Linked DNA regions of Mus musculus: region 1 is linked to region 2. The links are chromatin loops, found by intact Hi-C in ENCODE. Cell type or tissue: left cerebral cortex. All regions are shown on one strand.

Region 1 (8,000 bases), 710 kb before region 2:
GAAGGCTGCTCCACTGGGCATGCTCCACACTGCCTTCTAGGCGTTGGCTCAACACAGTGATTGATGTGGGACCAGGATGAGTACACTAGAGAGAGAGTCTTTTTCTCCTCTTTTTATATGTTCTTACACCTCCCTACTTAATTTTTAGCCATATTGATAAACACTTAGCTCTAAGTGCTATACGCCTTGGAGAACATGAATTTAAGACAGAGTCAGGGTTGAGCTGATTTCACACAGCGATAGGCAGCTGTTTTAGACCCAGAGGCTGCTGGCACATTGGACTGGATCTCTGTAATTTAAAAGCAGTTGTGTATCATCAGAATCGGGCTGGGCCCTGCATATGGAGACTATGTGTATCTCACCTCTGGCAGCCTCTAATGTCTCTCCTCTTCAGTACTAGTTCTGTTTATCAGAGCCAGTTTAGACCAAGTTGGGGTTAATTAGGGTGTAGCTCAAATCACAGATCATTAAACAAAGCTGTAAAAAGCAAATTGTTGTCATAAAATATGACCCTTTGGACTAAACAGTAGCTGCTCCAAAATAGAAACTTTTGTTACCACTTTCAAGGACACACATACTAGTAATCAAAAAACTTCAAATTTGACATGAATAGCAGTAGATTATAGCTGTCTATAACATTCCCAAACGCTGATTCAATAGTTAATTAAGACACAGTATTGCTAAAGGAATGTGCATGTACTTAGCGCGAGTCAGTTCTTTGAATTTTAGAAGCCCCCTACAAAGAGTCCAAATGGTGGATATGAGACAGTATTGAAAGTCCAATTTAAAAAAAAAAAAAGTCAGACCCTTCTTTGAATTGAAAGATCAAACAGGAATGGAGCCACTTGCTGGTGGCAGTCAACACTGAGTGACAGATTTGCCTTGGCTCCATGCTCCTTTCTCACACACACAGTCTGTGGCCACTAATGAGGAGAACAGTTACCAACAATTTCAGAAATTTCCAGAAGCCGTGAACCTCACCTTGCTCTGTAGGGACTGGTGGCACAAATATAGTCTGGCTGCTATGATTCACGCCAAGCTCGGTGTGACGAATTGGGAGCATGTCTTAAGGGAAAAGCTGGATAATTTCCTTTTGCAACCTTCTTTAGTTGAAAACACTTTTCTCTCAGTGTAGAGGGAGCAGAGATAAGAAGCATGTGCCCAGGGAAGAGCCTTCACTCTAGGTGTTAAGTAATACCACCCGGAAATTGGGGGACTGGGAGGCTGGTAGCAGCCATCTACAGGTGACCAGCACTTACCCAGGGGTACAGAGCCTGTGCTGATGCCAGGAAGCAGCCTCCTGATAGACCCAGACCTGCTTATGGTCTAATCCCAGTAGACCTTTCCATGACTCTACCCCATATGCCCCACTCACAGAATGCCCAGCTGTAGCCCATGGCAGTCAGCTGCCATCGAGACTGCAATACTGCTTCAGGGACAGTGGCCTTGTCCTGCTTGTGTATCATATGAAGCTCTGAGCCCAGCACCACAAGGAAGTAGCAGTGTCGTGAGGCAGGGTACCAGAGGGAAGACTTCTGAGCAGAAGGTGCTCAGGAGGCCTTTGTTAGGGGTGGCCCACCAGTGAGGGCTCAGGATCAAGTCCCTTTCTTGTATAGCAAGATCAAGCTGACCCAGCCGGCCCAGGGAATCTTCCAGCTCTTCTATTGCTGGTTTTGCTTGGGTACACAGAGGTGGCTGGTCCTGGAAAGCAGTTCTTCAGCTCATCGGAGGCAGTGTCCTGCAGAGCACAGAAGCATGCCCACAGCTGCCTCAGTCACGCGTGCTTCAGGATGCACATGTGATGATCTCAAGGTCAATGGTTTGGAACAAGGTACACCCGTTAGTGTACTTCCCCTCAAAGGAGATGCTGAGGTGGGGGCAATCCCTGAGGACAGAAGATGGATTTTTTTCACCCGAGGTCGGCTGTGAAGTCTGTCTCTAAGGAGTGCATCTCATCTTTCAGGATAAGCTGGGGCTGCTGGGAGTTCAGATTGGTGGGTGGAGAGAGGCAACAGGCAGGTGTTTGTGCACGGCGAGGCCTTGCACCAGGTGTTGTACACATTTGTAAACATGAAACAGTTTCAGCAGTATCATCTGCCCTGTTCTATCTGGGACACTGAGTGGGGAAAGGGGACACCGAAGTCAGGGTGTCTCTACATAGCCCTGGCTGTCCTGAAACCTACCACGTAGCCCAGACTGGCCTCGAACTCACAGAGTTCTGCCTGCCTCTGCCTCCACAGTGCTGGCATTAAAGGTGAGGGCTTCCAGGCCTGGCTGAACTCAGCTTTACACCACTCACTGGTTTAGACTGGGTTCTCTGAAAAAGGAGTTCTGAGTGCACACTCACTCCTCTGTGGGGCCTTGAACTTGCCACCTTCTTGCTTCAGCCTGGAGTAGCTGACATTAAAATGTATGGTATCCTATCTGGCTACTGGTCCATCTTCGACAAACTTTTTGTTGAAAGAAAGCCTCCACCCAAGTGTAGCCACACCAGCCATTCTCAGATGGTCCTTGGCCAGTGATGCCTTCTTGGAGGGTGGGAAGTAAGTCTTCAGGATGACTTCGGTTCCTTGTCTCCATCCTTGCTATTGACAGGTGATTCGGAGCTGGTAGTTGATTTTAAGGGTAAGTTAGAATTAGGGGGTCAAGGGCTGGGATGTATCTCAGCTGTGTGCACTGCATGCCAAACATGTGTAAGGTTCTGTGTTCAATTCTGATGCCACATAAAACTGGGTGTGGTGATACATGCCTGCCATCCCAGTATTAGGGAGAAAGAAGCAAGAAGATCAGAAAGAAGTTCAAGGCTAGCCTAGGGCACATGAGATGCGGCCTTTCAAAAAAAAAAAAAGATTTTTGGAGTTGGAAGTGGTCAGACCAGGGTTTCTGTCACCCTTGGGTAATATTTGCTCTCTCTAGGGATGGGAGTGTTTATAACAGCACCCTATTGGCCTAACTGTTGTGGGCTGGGTTTGTTACCCAGAGAACTGTGCAAGTCATCCCCACACTGGTACAAAGGTAGTCTTGTTTGAAGACAAGATCTCTAGAGTCCAGTTCAGATGAGACCTGCCTGGGACTGGACTCTCAGCCATTAGGCTGATGTTCTTGTAAGACACCTTGTGTGAAGTTGCACAGAGGAAGAGTAAGATGGAGAGGAAAGATGGAGAGGAGGTAAGGGGAGAGGAAGAAGAAGGGGAGGAGGAGGAGGGAGGAGGAGAGGCTGTATGGAGACAGAAAGAAGCTGTGCGGACACAGGGGAGGCCATATGGAGGCATAGAGGAAACTATGGAGACAGAAAAGGAACCATGTGGAGAGAGGAGAAGGAGGCTATATGGCAACAGAAGAAGAGGGGGCTGCTCAGAGACAGACAGAGGAGGGGGAGGAGGCCATATGGAGACAGAAGAAGTGGAGGACAGACAGGGAAAGCTATGTGGAAACGGAAGCAGAGCAGAGTGGTCCCTCTCCCAGGGGAAGACTCTAGGGTCTCTGGCAACATCAGAAGTTGGAAGAGGAGTGGAAGGACCTTTCCTCAGAGCCTTCCTTGTGTTAGAGGAAGGGAGGCACCCAGACTTCAGGTATAAGGTTCCCAAAGCTGTATGTAGGATTCTCTTAAGTCACTTACTTTGTCGAGACACCTCAAGAACCAGGTAGTCTAACCCACAGGCCTAGGTGCACCATGTGTGTTCTGACAACCTAACCACCAGGATTAACACTATCTGCCATTGAATGGGTGATGTGAGGAGCCCACAGTTGAGCGGGGCTTGGGGGGGGGCAATCCTCCTCTCCTTTGCTTGTAACAGTTAGAGCCTGTTTCCCGGGAAGGGTACAGTCTCACTTTAGATATGCTGCCCAACTCCCAGATCGGCCCTGAGTTGTCTTTTCCCTGGATATTTAGCACTTCCATGAAAACCATCTCTTTCTCCATCCTCCAGCCTTAACCTGTACTCTGAAGAAAACATCAGGTGGAGGAGGAAAGCCTACAGGGACAGAGATTTGGGGACTGAGAGTGAGGACAGCCTTGGTCTATGGAACTACAAGTTTTGTGTCCACACTCATGTGGCAGACCCTGCTGTCTGGCCACATCTCCATATCCTCATACTCTCCCTGACAGCAGCACTGCCCTGTTACATTCCTTCTGGCTCAGCTGTCATTTATCAGTGTTAGTGTGACAACAGGAGGCTCTTCAGATCCTATAAACCTATGCATCAGGCTCGGAGTTAATGTCTTCCAGAATGGCCGTATGTATCATTCTCCATCTTGAGCCAACATTGCTTTTCTTGCTCAGTGTCCAGTGAAACTGCCATAAGAAGGATTTACAGTGCAGCCGCTGTGAAGCCAGAAATCAGGGGCACATTGAGCCTTCCCAGCCTGCCTGGGGGATTCTCCTGTGAGCTTGGGGAGCCCTGAAAGAGTGTGTATCCCCTGCTGGAGACTGTGGAGCTAAAAGGAATGGGCTCTACCCCAGAGACAACAGCTGTCTCTAGCCAGGGAGTTGACTGGCTCCAAATCAGAACTGGTGGCCCTTGTTCTTGGCCACAGTCTATCCCAGTGGGCATCATCTTTGACTCTGTTCTGAACCAACAGGCCACTGCAAGAAAGAAGAAAAACAGAGGGTCAGGATTTTATCTCAGCTGAAAAGATACCGTTGTTTCCAGGTCAGAGTCACGTACATTGTTTCTAGGTTACAGACACATACATTGTTTCTAGGTTAGAGACTTGTGCTTTGTTTCCTTGAGGGGTTATTTTTGGGTGTTGTTGTAGTTGTTGTTGTTGTTGAGACAAGTCCATGTAGCCCAGGCAAGCCTCAAACTCACTATGTAGCCTAGGATGACCTTGAACTTCTGATCCCCCTGCCTCCAGCTGCTGGGATTACAGGCATGCACTACCTCATCTAATGACGAATTGCTAGGAGTCAAACCTAGGGCTTTCTGCATGCTAGGCAAAACTCTACATACTGTACAAGCTCTTTGAGGGTTTGTTTTAATGCATACATGCTTTTCTTCCTCTTTAAGTATGAAAGATTAAGAGATGGGGAAGACACTCCTCTTCCATGCTCTAGACCCGATGACTGCCCCCTTCTCCTGGGAGGGGTGTGTGTGTGTGTGTGTGTGTGTGTGTGTGTGTTTAAAATTTTTATTTTATGTGTTTGAGTGTTTGCCTGACTGCATGCATGCATGAGAACCACTTGTATGCTTTGTTTCCATGGAGGCCAGAAAGGGAGGTTGCATACTCTGGAACTAGAGTTGCAAGTGGTTGTGAAGGAGTGTTAACATGAGGGAGCTGAGAAATGAACCTGGGTCCTCTGTAAGAACAGCAAGGGCTTAACCACTGAGATATTTTTCCAGCCCCTTCCTGGGTGTTTTCTTAAAATGCTGCTGCTGCCGCCACCGATGATGATGATGAAGATGATGATGATTATCATCATTCTGGGGCACATGTATCACAGTACACATGCGGTGGTCAGACGACAACTTGTGGGCATTAGTTCTTCCTTTTACCTTTGGTTTGGGGATTGTGGGCATTAGTTCTTCCTTTTACCTTTGGTTTGGGGATTTAATTCAGGTCAGCAGGCTTGAATATCAAGAGCCTTTATCCACTGAGCCAGACTACCATCTCTTTCCTGGGTGTTTTGCAGATAGATTAGTTTTACGTGAACCCCCTCTGCTGTTCTGCACTTTGGCCTCAAGTGGGTTCATCAAGCTGTGAACTGCAGAACAAGACAGAGCCCCGAGCTCTGCTGGCCTCCATGTGCTGGGAACAAATTGGAGGTTCCTTCTTCCTACAGCTCCTACTGTGGCCTCAGGAATGAGTGGCCCCTCTTCTTGTTTTTATGATACAGTGTCTCACCATGGATTCCAGGCTTGAAACTCATGGTGATGCTCCTGCTTCAGCTTCAGCCCTGCTGGAATGATGACTTTGTGCAACTGTGCTGCCTTTGGTAGTCTTTAAATGTTAAGGTGGATAGGTCAACAAGTGTTCCCCCCCACCCCCACTTTGGTTTTATACTATTGCATTTTATTTTGTTTAACAAGTATTTCTGTTTGTTTGTTTGTTTGTTTGTTTGTTTGTTTTTGAGACAAGATCTCACTATGTAGCTTTAGTTGTCCTGGAACTCACTATGTAGACTAACTAGGCTGGCCTTGAACTCACAAAGATCACCCTGCCTCTGCCTCCCAACTGCTGGTATTAAAGTTATACACTACCACACCCAGCTTAACTAATATTTCTTGAGACAGGATCTTATGTATCCAGGCTGGTCTCAAACTCACTATGTAGCCAAGGGTGATCTTGACTTCCAGTTCTCCTGTATCTCTCCCCCTGCAAGTGTTCAGATTACAGGTATGTACTGCATACAAAGCCCCAGTACCATATAAAATCAGGCATGGTGGGTCAGAAGTTTAAGGTTGTCCTTGCCTACATAATGAATTCTGGGCTATGTAAGACCCTGTATAAAAACAGAACAAAGTACAGACACCGTCCCCTCAAACACACACACACACACACACACACACACACACACACACACACACACACACTACAGCCTTCTATGTGTGGAGCTTTGTGAATCCCCATACCTGTGTATGGTGCACCTTGATGCAGGTAGAGATTGCTCCCTCCCCACTCTCCCACATTTCCATGGAACAAAGCTGTCCTGTCTGCCTCTGTAAAAATGTATTCATTTTACTTTTTAAATGTCTGCCAGCTCACCATTGTCCTGTGGACTTATTCAATTCTATCTTTGGGAGCGTGTCCTCCCCTCCACCTCACCTTGTCTCCACCCCCTGCACCTTTGTTTCTCACTCCATCTAAGTGTGGAGATTCCCAAGCCTAGCATGTTTGTGCCGTGGTTCTGATCCCTTGATTCTGGCTTGGTCCCCTCCTGCTGCTCTGGTAATAACCCCTGTGCCAGCTTCACCTCTATCCTGGTTGGGAGGGGTCTCTGAGAAGCCTTGAGGCTCACGATGTGAAGCCTCAGTTGATTGACAGACTGCAGAAAATTATCACCAGAGTTTGGGTACCTTCCCCCTGTGTTCTAAATCTAAGAGGAAAAGGAGGTAACAGAGCTGGGTTTACCTGGGCTGCACCACACCCTTCCTGGTATACAGCCCTCTTGTGCATGGCATGTGCCCCTGCTAACAAGGACACTGTGCTCATTTGTGTCTGGTTTCTTGTGTTATCCTTCATGGTTTATCCTTTGCACCAGCCAGCTCCATGCTTGAAACTCAGAGGGGACCCAGAAGCAGCTCTTATGTCCTTTGGTCAGAGCTCGTCTGTCAACTCTCCTTCTGGTACTCTGGGCAAATGGTTATGGAAACAGCCTTGGATGGCATAGACAGTGGAGTCCCATCCTACTGTTCTCCAGGGAACATGTAGTTAACCACTCTCAACTGAAGAGCCAGATTTGGTTTCTGACTGGGTGTCTGATAAGTTGAGGCCACACTTGAATTCACTCCCTTCCAGGGCTACCCCTCCCCCCCCACCACCAACTGCTACTGCCTTCAGGAAGTAGTTATGTGGTCCAGAATTGAAGTCTTCCTTGAGGGCCAAGATGTCTCAGCCTACAGTGTTGACTAACTTAGGGAATGAATGATTGTGAGTATAACATTGAGTAAGGTAGGTGGGCAGATTCAAACTTGTGTCTCAGTGGATAGAAGTTTGAATTCTAGCCCCATCAGAGAGAAGCAGCTTTCTGTCTCCATGCCCCAGTGCATAAGCACAGTACTAACTTCTGGGACTTCCTGAGAGTTCTGTGGTATATACAGTTCTTGGTGCATGGTCACTATTTTAGCACCTGTCTCCTGCTACAGACCTGGTATACCGGCCCAAAAGCAGTGCTGATAGCTGCTTTGGTCTAGACTGCAGCAGACTCTTGGATGGTGGAGCAGAGAGCAGACATGGTGTGAGTGGTATTCCATATCCTTTTCCTTTTCTCTTCCTCTCTCACTTCCTCTCTTGCTGCTTCTGCTTCTTCTTCTTCTTCTTCTTCTTCTTCTTCTTCTTCT
Region 2 (8,000 bases):
CCTTTCTCCTGACTTTTTACCATTCAGATATCTCAGCCAGGGTCGCAAGTCTGTGGGTCATCATAGCATGGTGCAGTTGATTCGCCCATCAGGATTCTGGCTTAGGGAAGTACACAGGTTCCTGAGGCAGCTACCTCTTGTCCATCTTCTTCATCACACCATTGGCTGAGCCAAGTTGAGCTAGAAATGGCTCACCAGAGTACCAGCTTCACTCATAACCCACCAGAGTCACAGTGCCTGGGGCTTATACACTGCATACCTGGAGGCTCTCAAGATCTGATTGAGCTGTCCTTTGGCTTTAGACACAATTAGTTGCCATTCACACAGGGAAATCCAGAAGGAGCCCAGTGAGGTTGATCAGTGCATGAACCCATACGAATGCTTGCAGGTGGGCAGGTGGAGACTGACTACAGTCAGGATAAGTACAGAGACAAGGAAGCAGTTTTAGTTCCACCAGTAAGAGTTCTTTTCTCACAGACGTCATGAGCCTTTTGGTCTGGTTGGTCCATGAACGGTGTCCTTTGAGCCTTTGCCAGCAGCTTTGAAGCCCAGATGAATTTAGCTACGATACCACAAGCTTGATCTCTACTATCAAGAAGCCAGATGTTGGTTTGTAGTGTGGTGTGTGTTTGTGTGTGTGTGTGTGTGTGTGTGTGTGTGTGTGCATGTGCATACACATGTTTGGGGTGCATGTTCATGTGGAAGCCAGAAGTCAATGTAGAGCATCTTTCTATGTCTTTCCCCACCATATTTTTTGAGACAGGGTCTTTCATTGAACCAGGAGCTCACTAATTTGAGACCAGCTGGCCAGCAAGCTCCCAGCCTCCACCACAAGCCCTGGAGTTACAATGTAGATCTCCATGCCCAGCTTTTCCATGGGTTCTGAGGATCCAAACTCGGATCCTCACACAGCAAGCACTTTTCCCACTGAATCATTGCGTTTGTGTGTTGATGATTTTGTCAACTTGACACAAGCTAAAGTCATGTGAGAGAAGTGAACTTCAGTTGAGAAAGTGTCAACATGAAATTGAGCTATAAAGCATTTTCTTAATTAATAATTGATGTGGGAGGGCCTAGCCCATTGTGGATGGTGCCTCCCCTGGACTGGTGGTTCTGGGTTCTATAAGAAAGCAGGCAGAGCAAGCCATGAAGAGCAAGCCAATAAATAGCACCCCTCCATGGCCTCTGCATTAGCTCCTGCCTCCAGGTTCCTGCCTTGCTTGAGTTCCTGTCCTGATTTCTTTTTATGAAGAACAGCAATATGGAGGAATAAGGTGAGTAAGCCCTTTCCTTCCCAAGATGCTTTGGCCATAGTGTTTCATCATAGCAATAGAAACCCTAACTAAGATTAAATACCATGATGGCTTCAATGAAATCATTAGGGATCAATTGTCATGGAACTGTGTGGGAATCCGGTATTTTTCATTAATGTGGCACCCAAATCAGAAGGGGACATTTGAGCTGAAGTCTACTGTAAACCTCCTGGCACAGACTTAGAAGACCCTCATGCCACTGTCTCTTGTGGAGAAGGTCATCAATGACAAGCCAGGACATTCATTGGCTAGAGACCCTAAGCCATATGGACCATGGGGCTGCCTCACCATGGCCTTGGCTCTCCATTGACATATACCTATGGCACCTCTCATATCAAAGTCCATGCTGGTCTCCAGGCTCCTACAGTCCTCATTCACAAGTAGATATTACACCTTTCAAATTCCACACTAGCATTCTGGTCCCTATCACACCCATCTCCTCTACCCTAAACTCCTAGGCCTGATCCAGTTCTTGAGCTTCTCTCTACTCAGCTACTCCTTATTGCCCCAAAACCTACTACTCTCTACTCTTCTCTCTGGCTACTCTCTGCTATCTCAGCATATCTACTGTTCCTGATATTCTCCCAAGCCCTGGCTGTGCCCAGGCTGTTTTGGCTTTGTTTGTTTGTTTGTTTTTGGGGTTTTGGGTTTTGGGTTTTTTATTTTGTTTTGGTTTTCTCTCTGCTCTGGACTCTTCAAGATGCCTCTAGAGATTTTGCTCTCTCTTGTGTGTACAACAAAAACATTCCCTCAAGGGAGCAACCACCACATTCTTTTCTTTACTGTGTCCCCTTCAAATATACTCTTCAGTAAAACTACTCTCTGGAAATGTCCAGGGAAGTACGTCTTCTGAGTGGTTCTAAATCCTGCCAAACTGTTAATGAAGATTAACCAACCATCCCAGCCCCATATTGTACAGTCTGCACCAAGCTGCTCTCTGAGTAAGCTGTTAGGTCCCCACCACTCATCATTGGTCCATAGTGGGAGAGTCATGATCTCAGATAGAGTATATACAACATAGCATCATTCACTGAGTACTGTTATGGTAGTGGAGTTGGTCTGCCTCCTATTTAGAGTCCCTGAGGTGGTTTGGATTGCACGCCCCGGGCCTGTCCCTCTCTAAGCAGACTAAAGCCATCTTTAATCACCCAGCCACCTGGGCCTGCTTGCAGCCGATTTTCACCTTGAGATGTCCTCTGGAAAGCCGATGAAGGATCTCAGCAGCTAGTCTGGCCGTCATGGCAGTTTCCTAAATAATCCAACACATCACAATGCAGATCTTTTCATTAACCCAGAGGGCTCTGAGCTCATAGGGATTATTCTCTTTTCAGTCCCAGGCGCTGAAGATGTGTGCTACACCCTCCTCCTTGCTGACTTCACTGGTGCACATAAGAAGCCTGCAGAATCTCCCTTAAGCCTATCAGTGGTCTCAACCTATTAAGGTCAGAGTTGTTCTCCTATCTTCGATGATTTAGCCAAAATAACTGAAGTCACTTAAAAATAATCAGGCAACCTCTTCCAGGGCCTTTGAGGCCTTTGGGGTCTTTGGGGCCTTTGGGGATAGTGTCTTGGGCTGCTATGTAGTCGTACATTATAGGCCTTGGGGGCAGTGCAGGACTTGGGGGCTAAGGGGTCAGACACCTAGAATAGCTACAAATTCTTCCTGTACTGCTTTATATGTGGCATGTGGAGTCAGGAACACCCTAGCCAACGGGCTTCTCCAATACAAGATTAAATCAATCAATCAATCAATCAATCAATCAGGGGTCAGAGAGATGGCTCAGTGGGCAAAAATACTTGCTACACAAACTTGACAACCTGAACTCGATCCTCAGAACCCATGGTAGGAGGAAAGACCAACTTCTGAAAGCTGTCCTTGTATCTACTCCAAGTGTGTGTGTGTGTGTGTGTGTGTGTGTGTGTGTGTGTGTGTGTGTGTGTGTCTCCCTCTCTCTCTCTCTCTCTCTCTCTCTCTCTCTCTCTCTCTCTCTCCCTCTCCATCTCTCTCTCTCTCTCTCTCTCTCTCACACACACACACACACACACACACACACACAAGAGATATAACAGCACATAGTAGTCTCATTCCTACAAAGAGTACAACCTGAGCCCTTTTATAAAGATCAGCTTTGCCCAATATGATTTGGAGTACCTAGCCAAGCATGGTTTGGTTTTCTATTGCATCCTAGAGTTAGATCATAAGGAACCAGTTCAAGCTCCATAGACTATGTACCACAGCCTGCAGGAACATAGCTTCTGACTATTATACAGGTGATGCATATTTGTGATTTTGGTAAATCTGCCTGCCAACACCTTTGGAGTTAATATGTGGTACTGTGTAGTGGATACACCCGACCCTGTAGTGTCTAATTTCACACAGTGAAGCATAACACATAGCAGGCCACACCTGGCTATCCCAGTGAACTAGCATGATGTCATCAAGTCCTTCCAGCTTCAAGACATCAACAGATCGGAAGGTAGTCCCACGGCAGCACCATGCTACCACAACCAGCATACCTGCCAAGATACTGTGTGCTGTCTAGTCTTTGTGGGATTCACCTCCAGCTTTATTCCCCACACACTGGATTGGTTGGCTGGTAGGGGGCACTGTGGAGTAAAACAAAAGTCTCTTTTGTTTCCCTGATGCCTTGGGCAATGACGCTAACCAGGATCAGTCAGGCTGGGGCTTCAGCAGCCCTCAATATCAGATGCATTTATTTATGTTGGCTGCTTGCTTGATCTCATTTCATCCCACATGGTCTCTTACTCATGGTGCTTGTGCCCCCTGCTGGGAGACTTAGGTAGAAACACTAGGCACCATTTAGCCAAGTACCAGAGCAGACACTGGGGACTTCTTTGAGGAACAGTAGTTCAATGTAGTCACATCACCTCTATCCTAGGGACTTCACCATCCCCCAGAACTTGGTGTGTTCCCCCTACTGCCTCCAGTATCCATTTACCCAAGAGTCCTAGATCCATGTCACAGGTCTCCAGATCCTATATCTCTAAGATTCCCAGATGCATACCCTAAACTAACAACCTCAGCAATGCAGGCCCCTCTGCCTGATAGGCCCCTCTGCAATGGCTCAAGTGGCCACAAAGGATGCCTGGGTTAAAGGAAACTCTGTGAACCATAGCTTAGTCCAGACCTTACCTATTCAGGTCACTGAGGCCACTGAATGCAGCTGCTCTGTGCCTAGGCTCTATAGAAATTTCTGTCTCAATGTCATACCTAACAGGGACACAGCATACAGCTATGAGGACATGGTCACTGCTCCTAACTGGCAAGTAACACACACACACACACACACACACACACACACACACACACCTTTGCCACTGGGCAGAAGGATCTGCCTGCTGTGTTATGGGGTGGCTTGCAGGTACATGGGAAGACTTAGACTCGTGAGACTTGGGAATACCTTTCCAACAGTAAAGCAGCATACCCTACACTAAGATCATAAATAATAGTCTCAAAGAGAACCCCCACATCTGAGACTTGTGGTGTGTTTCATGGAGAGAAGGGAAGCTTACCCTGGAACACACTAGGGTCCTGTCATACGCCCATGCTTGTGAGTAAGCCCAATGAACTCATCAGTTACTTCAGGTGGGAACTGGGAGGGGTGGGGCTTCAGTGGAACTGAGCTTTGGTTTGTCCTTGTGACCATAGAAGAGGAATGCTGCCTAGTGACCTCTAGGTCCCCAAGGAGAAAATTCTCCCGGACAACTCTTCCCCAGCCAGGTGGACACAGATTTAGAGCAGCCTTCGAGGGTCTCTTCATCCAGTCACACTCCTGGGTAGCTACTTATCTACTCGTAGTGCCAACAACTATCCAAAATTTGTGTCCTGCTCTGCTTATTCACACACCTTTGGAACCCCCCAACCCCTGCTCACAAAGCAGCCACACAGTTGCAGAACAGATGCAGAAAAAGGGAGCCTGGTTTGAGACTTTAGTTCTAGAATTATACCATGGCTTGGGTTTTTGGGTTTTTTTTGTTTGTTTTTGTTTTGTTCTGTCTTTTTTTCTTTTTCTTTTTTTCTGCAGACAGTCATCAGATGGGAGCCTGAGACCAGAGGCAAATGACTCTACTTCCCTCAGCTACAAGATGGGAGTAAATATCGTTCACATAGGACAGTGTCTAGTCTGCAAAGGGCCCTGATAGAGAGAATGCTTGGCCTCTGGCTGGGGCAATGATGAGCTGGAGGTCTTCAGACTATATGCAAAGGCCCCCAGGAACACCAACAAGATAGGAAATTGTCCTGTGGGCAAAGATAAATTTGGTCTTCAAAGTCCTGGGCCCTAAGCCATGCAGATGGCATCATAGCCTAGTCTGCAATCCTCCCTGCATCTTCTAAAATATGAAGCTGCAGAATTAGACATCTGGAGAACTGCCACCAGTTCACTTGGGGACCACACAGTGAAAATCAGTGTCTCCCATCATATAAGCCATTGGAGTTCCTGCAGAGCTTCAGCTCTGTGCAAATTCCCTTGGGGCAAGAAGCAAACCTCACCTGGACCCAGCTGATAGAGCCACCACCTGCTCTGCCACCTTTGTCAGAGAAGTCTGTTTGCTCAGCTATACTGACATCTGGTGGCTATCAGGGCTGGATAAAAATACCTTCATGCCAGGCACAGAAAACCTAAAGACATAAAGACACACACCCTGCATGTCTGTGGGACTGAATGCAAAATCAACCCAAGGTAGTATGATATGTCTTCTAATCTCAATAAACCAAAAGAAAAAGGCACAACTGCCTCTTCCTGGGCAGATCACAAAGGGCAGGTTAGCAGAGCTGACCCAGAGTGGAATCTTAAGTCAAGTTTGAAGACAAGGGCAAGAAGAGTTGCCGTGCATCTTTCTTTCTCACCAAGGGAAACATAGACGTGGAGGATACTGACATTAGTGTCCCCTCACCAGAATTAGATGCTAAATATGAGTTCCTGAAAGTTGACGTTTATTACTGAGTGTCACCAAATCAAATTAATAAAATGAGTCATTCGATGAGCACAGGGAAATTCCAAATGATCAGGAAAGAGAGTGCACAGATTGGGGTTCCTCTGTCTGCAACCCTCTTTAAATCCATGACTCTCTTTGTAACTTGGCTACAGCAACAACTCAGCCTCAAGAAAAGAAAAGGAGAGTGGGTATTGGCATGTCATTTAGGCTCCGCCCCACAGTTACCTGTCAAAAGCCAGGTAAGCCTGACTCACTATAAAAGAGGCTGCTTGTCCCCTCCTCACTCTCTTGCTCTCTTCTCTTCTCTTCTCTTCTCTTGCTCCCTTACCCTCCTCTCTGTCTCTTCCCATTCCCCTCTTCCCTCTCTATATGCTCATGGCCTCTCTCTCTGTCTCTCTCTCTCTCTCTCTCTCTCTCTCTCTCTCTCTACTACCCCCTCAAGTCCCCTCCCTATGCCCTAAATAAACTCTATTCTATACTATACCTTCATGTGGCTGGTACCTCAGGGGGAAGGGATGCCTCAGAATGGGCCTGCAGAAGCACCCCCTCCCATCATACCGTGCCTGCACCAAACATCTCCCTGGCTCTTCTCTTTCTTTTTATAAAACACAACAGTGGGTCCAATAGGTCAATTGGACAATGCAGTGGGAAGCATCTCTCCCAGGAACTCTGTGCTTGCAGAGTAACTTTGTGTTTGTCTCTTCTATCACAACACCATTTGAAACACTGTTACTGTGAACATTATTTTTAAAGAAACAATATTAATTGTCATACCATGAGACCATTCTGGAAATCACTTTTCTTCTACTTAATAAAAAGGCCTACAAAGACCATAACCCTAAACCAGTCTCCACACATGATCTCAGAGCTCTTGTATGGTGTCAAAGGGGGACTTATAGAAGACAAAGATCCTATGGATCTACCTGCAGGTGGAAGTGCCACCTGCTAGGCTCAGGGCTGCCAAACTATACCTAAAAAAGATAGGAGCTGGAGATGGATGGCTGAGCCCTTGTTAGGACAATGAATTACCAAGGAGAGAAGAGGGGAGAAGGAGAGGAGATCCAGGCAGGCTTTTCTGAAGCCTTCACACACTTCTCCATACTGTAAAGGTATAGTACAGAGTCTACACTGTAAACAGTAGAAACCTGCAGGTGCCTTATGTTGAGCAAATGGCAATGTATGAGACATGAGCTTGCCCTCTGCAGAGAGCCAGGGCGGGCTGAGGACCTCCATAGTGTCTCTAAGTGATGACCTGGCTGATTATCATCCCTCTGACACTCCAGGAGGAAAGAGCAGCCCTCACAGAACATATAGAGTCCAGCAAATACTGAAGGTTCTGGTAAATATTTTAAGGGTAGAAGAAGGTGGTTTTTAAGAAATTTGATATCACCTCTCTAAAAACAGTTTGGTTTTTCAAAAAGGGAAAAACTGGTGTCTTCCTAAGCTGGCTTTATGCACTTGCTTTCCAAAGTTTGGGGGAACCGGTCCTAGTGCCTACTTCTGAGTCCATGCAGCTCAGCTGTTCCAGGGAGCCCTGAGGCCATGTGCCTTTAATGCCTTTCTCCCCTCTTCCTAGCGTGGCTACCTGTAGCTAACTATTGAGAACTTTCTTCTCTATACTTTGAAATGGGTTCATGTAGACTTGGCTGGCTACAACTTTCTAAGTGACATAGAATGGCCTGCAGTATCCTGATATGCTGCCTTCACCTCCAGAGTGCTAGGATTACA

What was found. Hi-C counts contacts between places; a loop is a spot of excess contacts. Peaks named below come from ENCODE experiments on the same cell type or tissue, not always from the same donor. Only the 100,000 strongest peaks of a DNase experiment are listed, where the experiment ranks them.
Region 1: a loop joins it to region 2, with 5 times the contacts of the local background. A loop is called at or near these places in 11 of 42 quality-filtered maps.

The regions. Positions count from the first base shown.
Region 1 is chr12:117,353,330-117,361,329 of GRCm38, reverse strand. No RefSeq gene overlaps it. Among named protein-coding and RNA genes, the nearest start is that of Gm5441, 20 kb to the right of the region's middle. In left cerebral cortex, no CTCF peak of the experiment used is centred here; a DNase peak (open chromatin) is centred at 3,317.
Region 2 is chr12:116,644,858-116,652,857 of GRCm38, reverse strand. All of the region lies in intron 2 of Ptprn2 (protein tyrosine phosphatase, receptor type, N polypeptide 2), which reads right to left. Among named protein-coding and RNA genes, the nearest start is that of Gm31336, 110 kb to the left of the region's middle. In left cerebral cortex, CTCF peaks have their summits at 3,888, 4,099 (motif pointing left) and 5,909 (motif pointing left); DNase peaks (open chromatin) are centred at 4,089 and 5,858.